Linked DNA regions of Homo sapiens: region 1 is linked to region 2. A link is a loop called in an ENCODE intact Hi-C map of the cell type or tissue named here. Cell type or tissue: mammary epithelial cell. All regions are shown on one strand. Links, peaks and the distances in the headings refer to the core of each region. The heading gives the core; the rest is flanking DNA.

What was found. Peaks named below come from ENCODE experiments on the same cell type or tissue, not always from the same donor. Only the 100,000 strongest peaks of a DNase experiment are listed, where the experiment ranks them.
Region 1: a loop joins it to region 2, with 2.7 times the contacts of the local background. A loop is called at or near these places in 2 of 110 quality-filtered maps.

The regions. Positions count from the first base shown.
Region 1 is chr21:31,217,220-31,222,587 of GRCh38, reverse strand. It overlaps TIAM1 (TIAM Rac1 associated GEF 1), which reads left to right. Exons shown (of 28, transcript NM_001353694.2): 9 at 4,889-5,035. Among named protein-coding and RNA genes, the nearest start is that of TIAM1, 120 kb to the left of the region's middle. In mammary epithelial cell, for the core only: no CTCF peak of the experiment used is centred there; DNase peaks (open chromatin) are centred at 1,817 and 3,187; H3K27ac peaks cover 1,667 bases.
Region 2 is chr21:31,555,826-31,561,193 of GRCh38, reverse strand. It overlaps TIAM1-AS1 (TIAM1 antisense RNA 1), which reads right to left and starts at 1,961. Exons shown (of 2, transcript NR_171013.1): 1 at 1,599-1,961; 2 at 707-1,177. It also overlaps a transcript of TIAM1 not described here. RefSeq lists a silencer at 1,613-2,242 and enhancers at 1,522-2,334, 3,148-3,961. In mammary epithelial cell, for the core only: no CTCF peak of the experiment used is centred there; DNase peaks (open chromatin) are centred at 1,703 and 2,013; H3K4me3 peaks cover 1,981 bases; H3K27ac peaks cover 391 bases.

The DNA.
Region 1 (5,368 bases), core at 230-5,229, 340 kb after region 2:
ACTTTATTTTTACCATTGTTTTGATGACCACGAATACCCGATGCATTAGAGCAAGGCGAAGAACTCTGTGATTCGCCAGCTGAACATATATGCATTGCTTGAGGAAGGGAATTTCCATCTGACCTCTAGAGCGGCAGATTGTATAGTTGTGTTGTGTGTTTATAATCTGTAATTTCATGTACTTGCTAAATTGCGAGCAGCTTTGTGTACTTTTGGCTCCTTCTCAAAAATTGCTGTATGAGTAACATGGTTTTAGTCTTTCCAAGTCGACACCCACTTAGAATGTACTGCACCTTAGCACATTTGCTAGAGAATTAAATGTTAAGTCTCAGGTTCCAGAAACTGCTTTGTAAAACCTTAGCTGTGCTGTTCTTCTCTTGCTTTGTCAGCTGTACCCTTCAATTGCATTCAGAGCTATAATTCAGTCAGAGGCGTTTGTATTCTTTATAAATAGATTAGCATCATCATTCAGATAATTAGGGGTAGATTTACATTTTTAAAGAAGTCTTAAACCAATTTCTGGAGTTATTAAAACTGGCATCCTGATTTGTTCTGCTAATTACAGCTCAGCTCTTGGTCTCCCTGGCTACCACCTCTCCATACAGCTATTAAATCCTGTTTTTTCAGTAGTGGTGGGACAAAGTGCTGTGTTGAATAAACTTACAAAACGTTTTCAGTTTTTGACTCCAGATCTATTTCTTGGAGACCTGGACACCAATTTTTAACTTAGCCAAATCTCAGTTCGCCTATTCTGCAAAACAAAAATAAACAAAAAAACTAGGATAGAAATTCTTCTTTATCTCCTTGTCAGAATATCATCCATTGAGGACGCATTTTTATGAAGGGAACTCGTGATGTCATCGAGGTACCATCTGTATTAATACCAAACCCGGAGCATCGAAGTGGCTTCCTCCTCTTACTGTACCTTGCTAGATTTTGGAGAAAATAATTTTGCTTTCTCCCTAAAACTTGTATGCTTTCATTATTTTCTTCAAAGCCACTGGGCGCAGCCTCCCTGAGAAGGTTACCGTTTTACTCTTCCATAATTCATCTTCGGACCCTCTAATTTCCTTCATCTCAATGTCTGTGATGTGTGTGTACTTTTCTTTCAGGGGGGCAGGCTATTAAAATTTGGCCAGCTGAAGATGGGGATGGGAGAGTTAGTTACTCTGAGGTGTTTTGGTCAGTGGTTTTAAAGAACATTGAAGTCCATACGTTCAACTCTCTGTTCCTTTCTTGGGTTTTTGCTCGCTTTGTCAGTGATACAAGTCTGGGTGTTTCAATATGTTCCTGCAACTTCTCTTTTCTATGAGGGGTTTCATTTCAGCCGGAACAAGTCAGGCGAGCCTGTTGGGTGTCTGTTCCTATTTGTTGCTTTAGCTCCTGTGGAAGATCCCGGGCAGGGAATTTTGCAGTCTGATTTATTAGGAACTCTTATTTTCTTTCCCTCCTCTCCTTGTCATTTGACCCCTGGGATTTTTTTTCTCCTTGGGGTTGAAACATTCTTCAATTTAGTCTTTGTCCAGAAATTTTTTTTCTTCTTTTTAGTGGGGGAGGAGGAAGGAGGAGGTGTGAGGGTAACAGGGCTGGGTAGATTGGGGAGCTACAATTGAAGTAGCATTCACTGAGAAAGCTTCCCATAATGCTGAGTGATTTGCAGTAATTAACTGAAGGGTCCTCGCTGTACTCTTTGAAAGAAGGTTATCATTGTTCTTGTTTGCACAGATGAGCAGAATGATAGAGTAATCAGGTTCAGGCCACAAAGGGAGGCATTGTCTGGGCAAAGATCATTGGGAAACTCTTGAGCTCTGGTCCAGCAGTTCTTCTGCCAGCCCTTTTTCTAAATCCCTTTGCTCATTTTGAGTCATTATTGTCTTGGGGATAGTGGTTACTTTTGCAGTTTACAAGGCCCCAAGCAATTTAGAATTACTGCTTATAAGAAACTTAAGTAAAGTGTTTGTTAAACAGACTAAACTAACTAGTCAGCTGATAACTGAGAATATTTATGGGTGTATGAATTTCTCTTTCATGCTGTCTTTGTCTGGAAATTGTAAACTGAAGAGTTTTCTTTTTTCTTTCTTTTTTTTACATTATACTTTAAGTTCTAGGGTACATGTGCACAACGTGCAGGTTTGTTACATATGTATACATGTGCCGTGTTGGTGTGATGCACCCATTGTTGTCACCGTGTTATATAGGATGTGCTTTTGCTTTGTGGTATTTATGTATTTATTTGTTCAAGCAACAAATGTATGTAAGTGCCTGGCATCCGTCAGTTTTATCCTTGTGATTAGGACTATAGTGAACAGCGCAGAGATCCTGTCCTCTTGAAGCTTATATTCTTGTGGGAGAGAAGGGTAAGAAATAAGTAAACAATTAACTAGACACAGTAAGTACAGGTATTGCTGTGTGTATGAAGAAAGCAAACAGTAATATATGTCGACGTATTTTATACGGTTGCCTCTATGTATGTGTCACTGTTAATGACTGGATTTATTTATAAAATGACTATATGACTGTGAGGCCAAATGGACATTTTTTTCCTCTAGAATTTAAAAATTTTTAACACCATTTATTCAGTGTTGACATAGTCATGTGAGCATATGCATGTCTGCATGTTATAATTTATTCCTTTTACAACCTTTGTTTACCTTTAACTGAGAAAGTGATGAAAATAGAGAAGAGAAAATTTTTACATATTTTACGGTGTGTTTGTCTTGTGATTTTGTTCCCTGTGACACCTCCGGTGTAATCTTAGATTAAGATCTTTCTCATGAAAATTCTCACCAGTGTCTTGGATACCACATTTTTCTATGCCCTGATCTGGGGTTTTTTTTTGTTTTGTTTTGTTTTTTTAACGTGCTAAGCTGAGAAAATGCAAAATGCAAGACCTCTCAGCTCCCTCATCTTCCTATTTTTGTTTGGGTCCAAAAACCTTCCCTCTAATACCCTTGTAGAGAAGCCGTTTTGATTCCTGTTTTTAATGTACGTAGGGGTCCCTGCCACCCGTGGGGCTTCTGCGGTGTTTACATTGTCAGTACTGAAGCCCCAGAGGGGCGTGCCTTCCAACCAACACGCTGACTGCTGGGGAGGCCCCTCATGTTACCAACAGTGCCTCATCCCCTGCATTGCTGCCAATTGGCATCTGTCACATTGGGAGTTGCCTGTGTGGGAATCTACAAGTAGGTTCCAAGACATTCACCTCTGGCAACAAAAGAGTGGGTGGAGAAGTTTCATTTCAAGTCTGACTCGCTGTTCCTCCTGCCACTCCCTTTTTTGAAAGGCGAGCGGGTGGGTGGCCCATGGAGACCTTCTGGCAGAAGTTCCCTTAAATTCCTGGGACTTTGCTTGCCACCTGGTAGGATAAAGTTCAAGCCTGAATGTTTTGCCTGGGAGGACTTTCTGGAGTCCTTGTGGAGATTCTACTTGAGCAATTATCCTGGTGACAGATTTACATTTAGGGTGTTCCCTTGTGAAATGCTTCTCTGGAATCGCTCCACTGGACTCCAGCCTGGGTGACAGAGCGAGACTCCGTCAAAAAAAAAAAAAAAAAAAAAAAAAAAGGAAATGCTTCTCTGGGTTGCTGGCACATTGTAATACCTCGACAGAGTTTAGCTTTTGTTCAACAAAAAAATACAAGTTTTCTTTCCCATTTACCTAAACATAGGACATGTAAGTGATGCAAGTCTGGTAAGGTGCCTTCATCTTCAGTGAGCCCAGTCCCTTTTGTCTTGTTATTCTGCCATCCTTGAAAAGGCTTAGGTAGGGACATCCTAGACCACAACACAGACCTTCCTTTTATCAGGAAAAAGAAAACAGATAGGATAGCGGAAAGAATAACAGAAAGCCCCCTCCCATTGAGCACAGTTCCTGGAAGTTGCAAATATTTTTTGCTTGTATGCCATTGACCAGGACTTAAGCCCAATCCATGCCCTACTGCAAGGAAAATAAGTCATCTTGGACTCAGTGGCTGCATGCTCACTTACATATGAGATTCCCCACCCCCCGCTTTTTTTTTTGAGAAAGAGTCTCGTTCTGTCGCCCAGGCTAGAGTGCAGTGGCGTGTTCTCAGCTCACTGCAACCTCCATCTCCTGGGTTCAAGCAATTCTCCTGTCTCAGCTTCCCAAGTAGCTAGGATTACAGGTGCCTGTCACTGTGCCCAGCTGATTTTTGTATTTTTTAGTTAAGACAGGGTTTCACCATGTTGGCCAGGCTGGTCTCGAACTCCTGACCTCAGGTGATCTGCCTGCATCTGCCTCCTAAAGTGCTGGGATTACAGGCATGAGCCACCGCACCTGGCCTACATTTGAGATTTTTCTGACTAAGATGGAATAGAGAATGGATATTGGGGGCCAATGATCACTCGTCTGATTTTAAAACGTGATTTTATATATCCTAAGAAAACAAAATAGTAGAGATTGGTAATTTTAGATTTAACCTGGAAACCCAGGAACCAAAATCTGTTGTTTTTCCACTATTGTTGCTGACGCTTTAGCACCATTTTTCAATAGAATGCAGAAACAGCTCTGTAGCATTTGGAGAGAAAGCCTGGCTCATTTCCCTTGCTGTAGTTCAAGCCTGTGACCAGAAGGACATGTCATTTTTGGAAACAGAACATATATTTTATTCCTATATTATGTATTTTTGCTGATGATTTCAAACAAGGATTGAATTTGCCAGCTTTTCATTTCCATTCTGAATCCATGAAGGGCTCTCAAAGTCCCAATATGTCTGGGTCATGGATTGAATACTTTAGGCATTGGGGTCAGGGTTGGCTGGCATGATGGAGGAGGGTTTTTTGAAGGGTGGGACTTACGGGGACCTCAAGGCACAAGTGGGTGGTCCTGATGCATCTCCCTTGTGGCTGCTTGTCCTTGCCATCCTCAGGTGGCAGCACGCACTGGTGAAACTGGAGTGAGAAGACGTACTCAGGCCATGTCCAGATCCGCGAGCAAGCGAAGGAGCAGGTTTTCTTCTCTGTGGGGTCTGGATACTACCTCCAAAAAGAAGCAGGGACGGCCAAGCATCAATCAGGTAGGTTCCAGAGCAGATGAAAAGTGAGCCCGCACAAATCACTTCTGTGGCCACCTCAATTTGGGGTGTGTGTGTTTCTTCAGTGAGGCCGAGTGTTATTTAAAATCAACTAGTTGGCACAAAGAAACTAGCTGTGCTAGACACTTTTAATAGATAATGCATACCCATAACATTGAACTCTGCTATTAGTCTATCACCAAGCTGCAGTTTCCCACCTGCATCCTTTCCAAACCCTCATTAATTACAGACCTACTCAAAGCGCACAATTCACCCTGAGTCTTCAGGAAAAAGCAGGGCTCTGCAATGAAGCCAAGTGGGTACCTGAGTGCAGTC
Region 2 (5,368 bases), core at 83-5,082:
TAGGGAAAAACCCTCTACTCATTTTCAAATATATGTATTTCCCCTAGATGGTGGCTTGTAACAGGTAAAGAAATGGCTCTTTGTCCTGGGATGAAAAGCTTCTCAAGGGAATTATTCTCCATTCCAAGCTGTTGGCTGAAACGAGGCTGGTTTTGGAAGGGGTGTCTTTGGAAAATCTCTCAAACTTGACTCAAAAACCTCCCTGTAATACTGATCATGGAACCTGGTGGACGCATCCGTTCAAGAGCTACCATGCTACCCATTCTTCTCAAACTGATGTTTTAGAAGCACTTCAAATCCTTAAAGCTCTTGCCTATAATTATAGCTCCTCTATAATTCATGGATTCCATGTTTTTTCAGTGCCCCAAATGTGCCAAACACTGTGCTAGGACTGGGATCCAGCAGGGAAGATAGATAAGATTCCGGCTTCCATGGAAGGCTGCAGTGCAACAGGCAACTTCAGCCCCGTGTCATACAGGCCTGTGAGGGGAGCACAGGGGGTGGAAGCACTGGAAGTGGAAATGTGGCATCTAACCTTGACAGGGTACAGGAGGCTTCCCGGGGTCTGTAAGAGCAGTAGTTCAGCAATGCCTACTGCATGGATGCCTTGGCGGCCAAGCTGGGATCTGAAGAAGGGTAGGAATTAGTGAAGTGAAGGGAGGGGCTGGGGGTTGACGTGTTCTGGGGAAAGAAAAGAGACCCAGAGTTGGGAGCGCAAAATGAGATTTTTCTGCTTAGAAGGATCATTCTGCAAAGTGGAGAACAGATTTCAGGGGGCAAGGCCTGGGACAGAAGGACGATGGGAGCCCTTTACTGAGGTCCAGGTGAGACAGGATGGGAGGAATGGGTTTGGGAGGTTAACAAAAATGGATGGGAGAGGGTTAAGAAGAAGGAGGAATCAGGGATGACTTTCAATTTTCCGGTTTAGGTTTATCTTCCACAGCGTGGGCAATTCTTTTTGTTTTCAACAAGATCACCCCGGGAGCGCAGACCTTCCCAGCTCCCGGGGCGAACACGTGTGTATGGAATCAAGGTGTAAGGAACATACATCCCAGCCTTTGTTGTAAATGGGGAAGTCTAGAGCTCTTCAGGAGAGGAGGAAGCTCCGGCCTCGTGTAGGGAAAGGTTTCGCTCGAGGCTGTACCGCCAGCGTCTCCGTTTCCGCGTTCTCCACAACCTTGCGAGAGGTAAACTGCAACTGTAGTTTCCGGATTTTACAGAGGAGCCCAGGAGGTCTGCGTGAACCCTGCCCGAGTCACTTACTCTGCCCAGCAGGTAAGCGTAAGGCCCAAACCCCACGCTGTTATTCCAAGTTCGCTTGCTGGGCACGGTAAGTGAACCCTGGGAGTCCTGGACTCTGGTGAAGGCCACCATGCCCTACCTGGAGGCTGCTCAGGGTCTAACATCCTCTAGCATCCACGGGAAGGGATTGCGTTAGGATTTTTTTCTCTCGTAAAAAAGTTCCTGTCTCCCCCTAGAGCCAGGCACACGCCTCCCGCGCCAGACCACTTGTCCCAGGCACAACATTTTTTGACTCTTCGCCTCCCCCGTTTCGATCCCCCTTCCTCTCCGCCTTAGGTGGCAGGAAAATCCTTTACCTCCGACCAATCCCACCGATGCCGAGCCGCGCGCGCGCGCCAACTAGAGCTCCGTCTGTGCACGCCATTGGCCACCTCCACCTATGCGAGATGACAGGCAGCTTCGCGGACCTATCGCCGAGGGAGGCAGAGGCCTCCGGCCCTCCCAAAGCTGCTTTGTTAGGGGCTCCCTGGTCGTCCCCCGGCCCGCCGCGCCTCCGCTGCCTGCGGGCGATCTCCCCGGGCCGCGCTGACGGAGCCTCGCAGGAAGGCATCTCTGGAGCGCGCGCCGCCCGCGCCCCTCCAGCCGCGCGCTCCGAGCCTGGCTGCGGCGCGGATACCCGGCGTGCGCCCATAGTCGCTCTACAGCCCAACTCCGAACGCCCCGCTCCTGCATCCACCGCCTCGGATTGGCTGGCCGGAGGCGGAGCGATTGTCAGGCGGCCCAATCGGAGCTCGGTTTCCCACGGGCTCCCGCGGCCCGGCCCCCGAGGCCGCAGGCGGAGGGGCCCTGACAGCTCCGATTGGCAGACCACGAGCGGGTTCGAGCGCGGCCGGCAGAGCAGCGCCGCCGCCGTCGGGCGCGCAGCTCTGCAGCTCCGCGGACGCCTTGGCGCCCGCAGCCCCAGGGGCACGGCTGCCCCGCATCGTGCCCGGCCCCGTCGCGGAGATCCCGGACGACCGTCGCGGGTGAGTACCGCGGGCCTGGGGTGCGCGGGCGTCCGGCCGGAGCCGCCCCGGGAGACGGCGGCGAGGATGCCCGGAGCCTCGGTGCCCGTGCCGGGCACGTTCTGACCCCCGTCTCCCGCACACTGGGGCTCCCGGCGGGTCCTAGCTCCCCCCGATCGGGCTTTCCACGTATTGTTTTCGTGTTCACACACTTGGGAGGTGGGGAGATGCGGGGAGGAGAGGCAGGAGGAGGCATCCCTCGCGCGAAGGAGGGAGACGAGACCGTGCAGCCCAGGTGCCTTCGCTGGATGGAAATGACAGCGTCCGGACGTCGGCATTCGGTCCTCTCGGCAGCAGGAGGTCAGCGCTGACCTGCGGCGGCCGCGGCACTTTGTATTTTATCGGCTGATTTTTGTCAACTTCGGGGAGGGCGTGCTTGTGCATCCTTGTGTCTATGTTTGCGTCTCGGTCCCTGACTTAGGCACCTCCGGGCCTGGCTTTTCGGCGACGCGTCCTGGGCGCTCACCTTGGCGATCCGTGCCGCCCTCGGGGCCGGGCTCACCGGGCGGAAAGCCCGGGGGCCGGCGCACGGAGCTGGGGACCCGCGACGAACCCCCGGAGGGGGGCATTAAAAGCGGAATCCTGCGGGTGCGCAGACAATGCCTCATCCGGGCGGTCGGGTCCCGGGGACTGTGCCCTGGGTCCCCGCGCCCTATCCCGTCCCCGCCTCGCCCTCTCACCAGCTCTGCCGCTGCGATGCTGCTGCGCCGCGCCCCTCGCCACCCGGCTGGGGACCCGCGTGGGGCCCGCTTTTGTTTACAGACCTCGCCATTGGGCGAGAGCAGCGCGCCGTGCGCCCCCCAGCCCCGGCGGCTGCCGCTTGCCCCCTCGAAACCTGGAGAAGTTGTTGCGCGCTGTCAGGTGACGCCCCCTCCCCCCGGCCGCGGGGCGGGATGCTGCAGGGGAAAGATGCCGTCTCGGCGCCTTCGCGCCCAGCCCCCGCCGCGCACGGCGCCTCTAGGTCCCCTGCACCCGGGGGCGCCCGTGTCCCAGCCTGGGGTCCAGGCTGGCGGCCCTCGGGGCGCCGACTCGGCCACACTCACCCGGTTCCAGTCGTCGCGTCTCCTGGTCTTGCCCCCGGGTCAGCCCTGGTTGACTCGGAGCCTGCCTTTTCCCGCGCGCTGGCAGGTCTTGAAGGACGTGCGCGAGCCCTTGGGGACACTGTGCAGTCTGTGCCCGCCTCGGTGACACCCGCGCGGCCCCGCAGGGCAGCTGTGCCGCATCCCGAGTCAGAGCCGTCCGGATCGGGTTACCCATGCACGCTGACTTGGCGCATACTTTGAGTTGGAGCAGAGGTTTAGAGCCTGTGCGCTGAGGTCAAACAAACCCGGGTTCCAGTACCTGCTCGGTGTCACTCACAAGCTGGGTGATCCCGGCCGAGCTATTCTATCTTCCTGTGTCTCAGTTTGCGCATCTGTAAAGTGGGGATAAGGAATAACCTCTAGGGGGGCGGGGCTTAAACGACCATATAGATTAACCTCAAAGCACAGTGACAGCCACGTATGAAATATTAGAGTCCTGTTGATTCTGTGTTAGAGGAAATCTGTAATAGAGGATGGCCCCTTGTCGCTTTCCTTTTCTGCGTTCTTCACTCCCCCAGCCCCAATTTCTTTTTATTATAAAAGGCATGAAGGACTGCTGTTCTCAGCTTCAAACAGGACTTGTTTTACTTGGCCTTAGGTTTAATTAGATTTATCTAATCGCTTGCAGCCCTTTTAAAAATGTGTTTGAATTTCCATTAGGTTTTAGTTGTTTCTTCTTTCTTCTTCAAGATTCTGCTGGGACCCAGACCTGGGTTTGGAGAAGGAAAAACCCTTCCAGGTGGAAAGCAGTTGCCAGTGAACCAAGGACTGCTGTGGAAAGTGATTAAGTCCAGGAAGGAGGGAGGTTTGAACAAAGAGATGTCTGGAGGTTAGGAGGGAACACTTTCTAGGAGAGATGAAATTTAAGCTATGCCTTGTAGCTGAAGAAGTTTGGTAAATTGTTGGTTTCCAGCATATGCTTTTTTGTATCTCAAGGTAAAAAGCTGGGCTAGGGAGGGTGGATGCCTTTGCGTGGTAAACACCGACGTTGCTAAGTAATTATCTTTGAATAGAGGAGAAATAAAACTTAAGGAAGAGGCTGTTGACTAAGCAGGGAAGGTAGAAGAGAATCAATTTCATTGAATATCTTCAAAATGTTGTGAATGTGTTTTGAGTTGTTTTTCCTCCACTAGCTCTGCACTGCTACTTTTCTTTAGGCAAAAAGAGAAATCAGTTTCATATAGAAATAAACAACACAAAATAATAACAGTCCATAATCAGATCAGATGATCTCAGGCTTAACGACAAAGATTTTATTGAAAAAAAAAAACTTCCTGTTTTAACACCCTTTTGCCTGTTGGAATAAATTATTGGGTCCAACAACACATTCTTTGAATGTAGGCCCCAGGGGCCTTTGCCAGCCAAAACAGGCAAACAAACAAACATAAACTCGACTTGTAGGCTGTCCAGTGGTTGGAGAAGCCCTCAGGATTGCGCTCTGTCTCTTCCGTTCCCCTGGGCCTGCCTCAGTTACCCCGAGTGGAATCTGACTCCCGTGAACCCCTATTCGGCTGTTGATGTGGAACGCGGCCAGTAGCATTGTTGCTAGATGTCAATTAATAAATATGATAACCTATTTAAAGTTGAACTCTCAGAAATGATTCTCATCCTTCTTGTACTTGTTCTGGGAATTCTCGCGCCCTTAGGGATGCTGAAGGCCTCTTTCCCCCCTGCTGTTGTGTGGGGATCAAATCAGTTGGGGGCCTAGACTTAAAAGGGAGCACGTGGTTAGGAAATCTCATTAGCTGACAATTTAACTCCACTCTAATGCTCGTCCAAAGAGCCCGGACAAAGACTTCCTCTCCTTTCCCTTTGCAGTTCTTTCTCCTTGCTCCTCTCTTCTCCCCTCCCCCTCTAAACCAGAAAGGAAAAGCAGCGTTGGGCCTGTCTCCTTCCCCCCAGATTCCTGCAGTTCTAGTGTGCCGACTGAAACCCTGGAGCCCTGAGCAGGAATTCCTTGGGAGAGTTTGCTGAGGGCCT